Regions from separate parts of the Homo sapiens genome. Here region 1 is linked to region 2. Evidence: read pairs that join two places in POLR2A ChIA-PET (ENCODE). Cell type or tissue: HCT116. All regions are shown on one strand. Each heading gives the region's core, and the rest is flanking DNA. Links, peaks and the distances in the headings are about the cores only.

What was found. ChIA-PET counts read pairs that join two places held together with the same protein. Peaks named below come from ENCODE experiments on the same cell type or tissue, not always from the same donor. Only the 100,000 strongest peaks of a DNase experiment are listed, where the experiment ranks them.
Region 1: POLR2A ChIA-PET joins it to region 2 with 5 read pairs; 6 of 35 experiments call an interaction of 5 or more read pairs at or near these places.

What each region holds. Positions count from the first base shown.
Region 1 is chr15:40,582,069-40,586,459 of GRCh38, reverse strand. No RefSeq gene overlaps it. Among named protein-coding and RNA genes, the nearest start is that of TRS-GCT4-2, 9.6 kb to the left of the region's middle. In HCT116, for the core only: no CTCF peak of the experiment used is centred there; DNase peaks (open chromatin) are centred at 2,619 and 3,479; H3K4me3 peaks cover 1,680 bases; H3K27ac peaks cover 1,559 bases.
Region 2 is chr15:40,726,809-40,731,150 of GRCh38, reverse strand. RAD51 (RAD51 recombinase) reads right to left here. Exons shown (of 10, transcript NM_002875.5): 7 at 2,327-2,440; 8 at 1,517-1,646; 9 at 1,177-1,298; 10 at 1-96. Among named protein-coding and RNA genes, the nearest start is that of RMDN3, 26 kb to the left of the region's middle. In HCT116, for the core only: no CTCF peak of the experiment used is centred there; no DNase peak of the experiment used is centred there.

The sequences.
Region 1 (4,391 bases), core at 191-4,190, 140 kb after region 2:
CAGCCTAGGTAACACAGTGAGACTCTGTCTCTACAAAATATTAAAAATTAGCCAGGTGTGGTGGTATGCACCCATATTCTCAGCTACTCAAGAGGCTCAAATGGGTGAATCACTTGAGCCCAAGAGTTCCAGACAGGCCTGGGAAACATGGCAAAACCCTGTCTCTACCAAAAATGCAAAAATTAGCTGGGTGTGCTGGTGTGTGCTGCGGTCCCAGCTACTCAGGAGGCTGAAGTGGGAGGATCACTTGAACCTGGGAGGTCGAGAGTACAGTGAGCCATGATCGTGCCACTGCAATCCAGCCTGGGCAACAGAGCAGGACCTTGTCTCCGAAAAAAAAAAGAAAGAAAGAAAGAAAGAAAAAAACAGCAATGCTGTATATACACCACCCAGCTTGAGAAATAGAACATTACCAGCCCCTTTGTTTCTTTTTTAAAAAATGATTTTTAATTATTTTAATTTTTTTTTCCTACCCTCTTGGCAGGTGGCAGATTACTAGCACCTTTGATGCTTCCTGTGTGTCCCTTCCTGGAGGCATCCTCCCACCAAAAAGATAACTACTTTGGCCGGGCACAGTGGCTCACGCCTGTAATCTCAGCACTTTGTGAGGATGAGGCAGGCAGACCACGAGGTCAGGAGTTTGAGACCAGCCTCACCAATATGGTGAAACCCTGTCTCTACTAAAAAAAAAAAAAATACAAAAAATTAGCCAGGCGTGGTGGCGGGCGCCTATAATCCCAGCTACTCGGGAGGCTGAGGCAGGAGAATCGCTTGAACCTGGGAGGCGGAGGTTGCAGTGAGCCAAGATCCCGCCACTGCACTCCAGCCAGGGAGACAGAGTGAGACTCCATTTCCAAAAAAAAAAAAGGTAACTACTTTTTGTTTGTTTGTTTGTTTGTTTGTTTGAGACGGAGTCACACTCTGTCGCCCCCGGCTGGAGTGCAGTGGCGCGATCTCGGCTCACTGCAAACTCCGCCTCCCGGGTTCATGCGATTCTCCTGCCTCAGCCTCCCGAGAAGCTGGGATTGCGGTGCATGTCACCACGCCTGGCTAATTTTTTGTATTTGTAGTAGAGACGGGGTTTCACCGTGTTAGCCAAGATGGTCTCGATCTCCTGACCTCGTGATCCACCTGCCTTGGCCTCCCAAAGTGCTGGGATTACAGGCGTGAGCCACCGTGTCTGGCAAAGATAACAACTTTTCTGAATTTCATGTTAATCATTCTCTTGTTTTTCTTACCAAATATACATATTTATACATATTTGTAGTCTTAAATATGTTTTGTCTGTTTTTTAATTTTATATAATGTATTCATTTTATATAACGTATTCATCTGTAACTTCTGTCACTGGACACTGTTTTATCCGTATAATTCGTTCATTTTCACTGCTGATTAGTTTGCAATTATCTGAACATACAATTAGGTATCCATTCTCTTATTGATGGATATTTTTGTTATCTCCAGTCTTTTGCTGCAAGAACACTGCTGTGACTGTTTTTATATGTCTCTTGGGGCACATGTACAAGTGTTTCTGTAGGTAGATAGCTAGAAGTAGAGTCATTGGTTATGTGTGTGTTCAACTTTAGTAGGCAATTCTTAACTGTTTTCACCTAGTTAATGGTTGACAAAAATGTTGCAGTTTTGAAAACGTGGACAAGCTTCAAATGAAAAGAAGAGGATGACAGAGGACTTGGAGGGGAAGAAAACAAAAATCATAATCATAGACAATATTGTTCACCATGTACAAGACAGTGTTCTAAGCAGAATGAGTGCCTTTGGTGATGATACCTCGTCAGGACCACAGTAAACTTACCCAACTAAAAACTGGTCACATTCCATGGCTGTTCTGCTTCTGTCTTTGGTTTTCAATAATCCTATGTTCTAGAATATGTGAGTCTTGAGGATCAATCATCCAAACCTCGAAAAGGCTTTGAAATCAGTCCATTTTCTCTAAAGTCTTTGGAAGCAAGATTGACTCAAGCAAGTCTAGGTCATCCGTGAAAAGATACAGACATTCAGGGAAACCCATGGTTCCAACCCTGACTGGAAACAATGCCAACTTTGAAAAATGCAGCTGCTGGACCAGCTGCATTTTCAGTTGCTGCATTCAGCTGCCTCAGCCTCTCACATGACTGGACAGAATGAAAATTGGTATAATCTTTTTGGAGGGCAGTTTCCTATTACCTATTTATATTTAAAGCCATTGACCCCATAATTACACTAAAAAACTGTCCTGTAGAAACTATGCTACAAGTGTGGAAGGGTATATAAGGATGTTTACTATGGCCTGAGAATAGTGAAAAACTGCAAACACCTAAAATTCCAGCAACAGAAGATAGATTGTAGTACAATGGAACACAATGCAGCTATAAAAAAAAAAATCGGCTGGGCGCGGTGGCTCACGCTTGTAATCCCAGCACTTTGGGAGGCCGAGGCGGGCGGATCACGAGGTCAGGAGATCGAGACCACGGTGAAACCCCGTCTCTACTAAAAAAAAAAAAAAAAAAAAATTAGCCGGGGGTGGTGGCGGGCGCCTGTAGTCCCACCTACTCCGAGAGGCTGAGGCAGGAGAATGGCGTGAACCCGGGAGGCGGAGCTTGCCGTGAGCTGAGATCGCGCCACTGCACTCCAGACTGGGGCGACAGAGCGAGACTCCGTCTCAAAAAAAAAAAAAAAAAAAAAATCAAGGCTGGGCACCGTGGCTCACGCCTGTAATCCCAGCACTTTGGGAGACTGAGGCGGGCAGATCACGAGGTCAGGAGTTGGAGACCAGCCTGGCCAATATGGTGAAACCCCGTCTGTACTAAAAATACAAAAAAAAAATTAGCCGGGCGTGGCGGCGTGTGCCTGTAGTCCCAGCTACTCCGGAGGCTGAGGCAGGAGAATTGCTTGAACCCAGGAGGCGGAAGTTGCAGTGAGCCAAGATTGCGCCACTGCACTCCAGCCTGGGTGGCAGAGACTCCGTCGCAAAAAAAAAAAAAAAAAAAATCCAAAAAATCAAGTTACAGAACAATTTGCATGGCATGATCTCATTTTTATTTTTATTAAAGGAAATACATATAGATTTTTGTATCTATGAATAGAAAACAGGCAGGAGAACCCTTTATTTTTATCATTATTTTCCCCCCTCCCCATTACCGCTAGAGGGTCTTGACTGCAAGTTGTCCAGGTTCTTGGCATTTTGAACAAAGAATAGGACAAAATGCACAGCAACGCAAGGAAAGAATGAAGCAACGAAAGGAACGAAATGAAGGCAGGGATTTATTGAAAATGAAAGTACACTCCACAGTGTGGCAGTGGGCCAAGCAGTGGCTCAAGGGCCCCCAATACAGAATCTTCTCGGGTCCAAATAGCCCCTAGAGGTTTCCCGTTGGCCACTTGGTGTTCACCTCATGGTTGCAAAGGCAACCAATCAGAGGCTAAACTGAAGTTACAAAGTTGCACTTCTATGCAAAGGAAGACTTGGCCAGCAATCAGTTTGATTGGTTGCAGACAACAACCAATCGGAGGCTGAAGTGATGTTACAAAGGTCACAGTCCCATGGAAACATCTGATCGATTGCAAAAAGCAACCAATCAGAGGTACTTTCAATTTCCCATCTGCGGGGCAGAAAAGTTGGGGGTTTGCAAAGGGAGTAACCTCTGGTCCTTTTGTTATTAGGAGTGGACAGTTAGGGCTTTCCTATCAATTTAGTTCTAGGAAGTCAGTGTGAAATGGCCTTAGGTTCCCTGCCTCCAGACCTTGTTCTGCCTCACCCCCACCCCTTTGGGACCCCTTAGTTATTAATAGTGGTTACCTCCAGAGCAGGGGTGAGGGAAGGGGGCTATAATAAAAGTTTTAAAAGGATACTTTTTTTTTTTTTCTGTAGAGCCAGAGTCTTGCTCTCTCGCCCAGGCTGGAGTGCAGTGGCGCGATCTCGGCTCACTGCAACCTCTGCCTCCCGGATTCAAGCAATTCTCCTGCCTCAGCCTCCTGAGTAGCTGGGACAACAGGCGCACGCTGCCACGCCCAGCTAATTTATTTTGTATTTTAGTAGATACAGGGTTTCACCGTGTTGCCCAAGCTAGTCTGGAACTCCTGAGCTCAGGCGATCTGCCCGCCTTGGCCTCCCAAAGTGCTAGGATTATAGGCATGAGCCACTGCACCCAGCCAAAAGGATACCATTTTATAAGGATAAAAAACACATTCAAGAACAGCCAACTGTTCAGCATAGCAAAGGACAACTAGATTCAACCTGGGCTCCTTATAGGTAGTACTTTTGTCACAGGTTTTGTATTAACATTCCAGTGAGAGGTGAAGTCAGCAGGACTTCCTGGGTCAGTGGGGACTTGGAGAACTTTTCTGTCTAGCTAGAAGATTGTAAACACACCTATCAGCCCTCTGTAAAAATG
Region 2 (4,342 bases), core at 1-4,000:
GCATTAATGGCGAACATAGCTTCAGCTTCAGGAAGACAGGGAGAGTCGTAGATTTTGCAGATTCTGGTTTCCCCTCTTCCTTTCCTCAGATACAATCTGACCCAAAGACACAGACCAAAGCACCAATTTATTATAATTAAACAATTCCGTTCCTGACTTTGTAACAGAGCTGAAAATTTTTTAGACATATATTCTTCCTAGAAGGACCCTGGGAATGTTTCTGTACTGTTTTCCTTAGTGCATTTCCAACCTGGCAGAATCCATTTTTGCCCTGGCCCCTCTCAGTGGATTGTCCATATTGAAACAAACATTAAAAAAAGAAAAATTTAGGCCGGGCATGGTGGCTCACGCCTGTAATCCCAGCACTTTGGGAGGCTGAGTTGGGCAGATCACGAGGTCAGGAGATCGAGACCATCCTGGCTAACACTGTGAAACCCCATCTCTACTAAAAATACAAAAAAATTAGCCAGGTGTGGTGGCGGGTGCCTGTAGTCCCAGCTATTCGGGAGGCTGAGGCAGGAGAATGGTGTGAACCCGGGAGGCGGAGCTTGCAGTGAGCCGAGATCGTGCCACTGCACTCCAGCCTGGGTGACACAGCGAGACTCCATCTCAAAAAAAAAAAAAAAAAAAGAAAAAAAATTTTTTCAAGACAGTGTCCTGCTCTTTTGCCAGGCTGGAGTGCAGTGATGTGTGATCATAGCTCAATACAGCCTCGAATTCCTATGCTCAACTGATCCTCCTGCCTCAGTCTCCTGGGTAGCTAAGACTACAGGCACACGCCACCACACCAGCTACTTTTTTTTGTAGAGACAGAGGCCTCACTTTGTTGCCCTTACTAGTGTCGAATTCCTGGCCTCAAACCATCCTATCACCTTGGCCTCCCAAAGTGTTGGGATTACCAGTGTGAGCCACTGTGCCCAGCCCAAACATTTTTTAAATAACAGGGGAGAGGCATATCAATTACTCATATTCATTCTTCCACACTTGTGGGTTTTTAATTCTTTTATGAACTAAAACATCTATACCAACGAGAGCATGTTAATTAGATTAGCAAGAGTTCCTAAGTGTCTATACAACAGTAGCTTTAACAGGGCTTAAATGAAAATGTTATATCTTCATGTCTTCACAGTTAATATGACATTCCGAAAAGAAGAACTGATCCCATCAACACCTTACCTGGTTGTTGATGCATGGGCGATGATATTTCCTCCAATAGGTTTTTTGGGATCAGCAGCAAACATCGCTGCTCCATCCACTTGAGCTACCACCTGATTAGTGATTACCACTGCTACACCAAACTGATGGGGAAAGGATAAATGTCAATTTTGTGGCCATAGACACTCCAAAAGCCTTAATGCTGCCACCACTTTCCCCCACAAAATAACGAATAACTAATGTCTCTCTTCTTCCTAAGAGCTTGATGATCTCAGGCACTGATGTCTTAGCCTCCTAGCAAGGCTCCTGGAATTCACAGCCACTGAAAGTAGGCATTCTCTGTCCCTATCCCACAACTTACCTCATCAGCGAGTCGCAGAAGCATCCGCAGAAACCTGGCCAAGTGCATCTGCCTGGCTGAAAGCTCACCTCGACCCGAGTAGTCTGTTCTGTAAAGGGCGGTGGCACTGTCTACAATAAGCAGTGCATACCTACAGGAAACAAGGATTCTCTGAAGCCTATTTCTAGCCTGTGTCAGATTCTGGTCCCTTCCTTACCACCCTAAAATCTCATATTCATAGTTTTTCCTGTATACAGATTTTTTTTTTTTTTTTTTTTTTTTTGAGATGGAGTCTAGCTCTGTCGCCCAGGCTGGAGTGCAGTGGGGCATTCTTGGCTCACTGCAAGCTCTGCCTCCCGGGTTCACTCCATTCTCCTGCTTCAGCCTCCGGAGTAGCTGGGACTACAGGCGCCCGCCACCACACCCAGCTAATTTTTTTGTATTTTTTTAGTAGAGACGGATTCACCGTGTTAGCCAGGATGTTCTCGATCTCCTGACCTTGTGATCCACCCGCCTTGGCCTCCCAAAGTGCTGGGATTACAGGCTTGAGCCACCGCGCCCGGCCTGTATATAGATGTTTTATTAAAATATTTGCACAGTACTAACATCTGAGGCACCGTTTAACAAGATTTCCAGCAAGTTCAAGTAGATTATGGTTTCATTTTTAATAGTGACTTGACCTAAACTACAAAGCAAGAGTGTCAACACAGGAATTATACTTAAACCTCCTCATTTCTAATTCAAACTACTATCAATCTGGCCAAATAGCCATTACAAGATTCAGGGAAGGACTCTTAAGAACATATTTGGTGTCTTATACTGAACACATACCTAGATTCTACCATCATGGCTGATGCTTGATAAAGGAGCTGGGTCTGGTGGTCTGTGTTGAACGCTCGAGCATATGCTACATTATCCAGGACATCACTGCCAGAGAGACCATACCTATGAGAGAGGAGAGAACATTTTTAGGCTGCACACAGAACTCAGGCAGATGAGCAATTTGTTTCTGACACTTAAATTACCTGAATAGGTAGGGAAGAAGTGGTACTGACAGTAGTTTCAGGACCAAAGAATGTATTTCCCTTTCTATTAAGAAGTTCAGGCAAACTATAAGCAGAGAGATGATAGCACCCAACTACTCTGGAGCTCTACCTGGCAAGTCTTTGGGATAAATCAAATCCATTCTTTTTTTTTTTTCTTTGAGACGGAGTCTTGCTCTGTCACCCAGGCTGGAGTGCAGCGGCGTGATCTCATTGCAACCTCCACCTCCTGGGTTCACGCGATTCTCCTGCCTCAGCCTCCAAAGTAGCATGGAGCTATGCAGCACCATGCATAGCTAATATTTTTATTTTTAGTAGAGACAGGGTTTCACCATATTGATCAGGCTGGTCTTGACCTCCTGATCTCATAATCCGCCCACCTTGGCCTCCCAAAATACTGGGACTACAGGCGTGAGCCACCACGCCTGACCTAAATCAAACCTATTCTTTGAGGGCCAGGTGCGGTGGCTCACGCCTGTAATCCTAGCACTTTGGGATGCCGAGGCAGGTGGATCACCTGATGTCAGGAGTCGGAGACCAGCCTGGTCAACATGGCAAAACCCCATCTCTACTAAAAATACAAAAATTAGCCGGGCGTGGTGGCAGGCACCTGTAATCCCAGCTACTTGGGAGGCTGAGGCAGAAGAATCGCTTGAACCCGGGAGACAGAAGTTGCAGTGAGTCGAGATCATACCATTGCACACCAGACTGGGTGACAGAGTGAGATTCCATCTCAAAAAAAAAAAAAAAAAGAGAATGTTTACATAAAACCCAGTGTGCTATGATTATGTTCTAGGTTCACGATTCTGTCATGAGGATAAACAGATGGCATTAGGATAGAGTTACACCTTACGATCCTGACCAAATAAAACAAGAATGAAGAGATATAAGTTTTCTCTATTTAGATCATGAATGTATGGTGAAAAAAAAAAGATGTAACAGGTGTAAGTACTTTACTGCACAAGTCTTCTAGTTCTGCCTCAAGAAACACTGATATGGCTGGGCGCAGTGGCTCACACCTGTAATCCCAGCAATTTGGGAGGCTGATGTGGGCAGATCACTTGAGATCAGGAGTTTGAGACCAGCCTAGACTACATGGTGAAACACCATCTCTACTAAAAATACAAAATGTAGCCGGGTTGGTTGCAGGCGCCTGTAATCCCTGCTTCTCAGCTACTTGGGAGGCTGAGGCAGGAGAATCGCTTGAAACCGGGAGGCAGAGGTTGCAGTGAGCCGAGATCGCACCACTGCACTCCATCCTGGGTGACAGAGCAAGACTCTGTCTCAAAAACAAACAAACAAACGAACAAAAAAATACACTGATATAATCTACTATCAGAAAGGGAGAAAAGGCTGGGCACGGTGGCTCATGCTTGTAATCCCAGCACTCTGGGAGGCTGAGTGGGGAGGATTGCTTGAGCTCAGGAGTTTGAGACCAGCCTGGGCAACATGGCAAAACCCCATCTCTATTTATAAAATTAAAAAAAAATTAAAAATTAAAAAAGAAAGGGAGATTATCTATTTGCTATAAAAACAGAGAAGGTTTACCAGAATAAAGAGTTATCCTAGCTTTTCTCTCAGCGGCACTCACAAAAAAAACTATGGGAACCTCTGTGCTTAGGCTCCAGAAGCAGGACATGGAATTCCCACAGCTTGGGACAAGTTGGCTGGAAATACCATCCTCTTTTTTTTTTTTTTTTGAGACGGAGTCTCACTCTGTCGCCCAGGCTGGAGTGCAGTGGCACGATCTCGGCTCATTGCAAGTTCCGCCTCCCAGGTTCACGCCATTCTCCTGCCTCAGCCT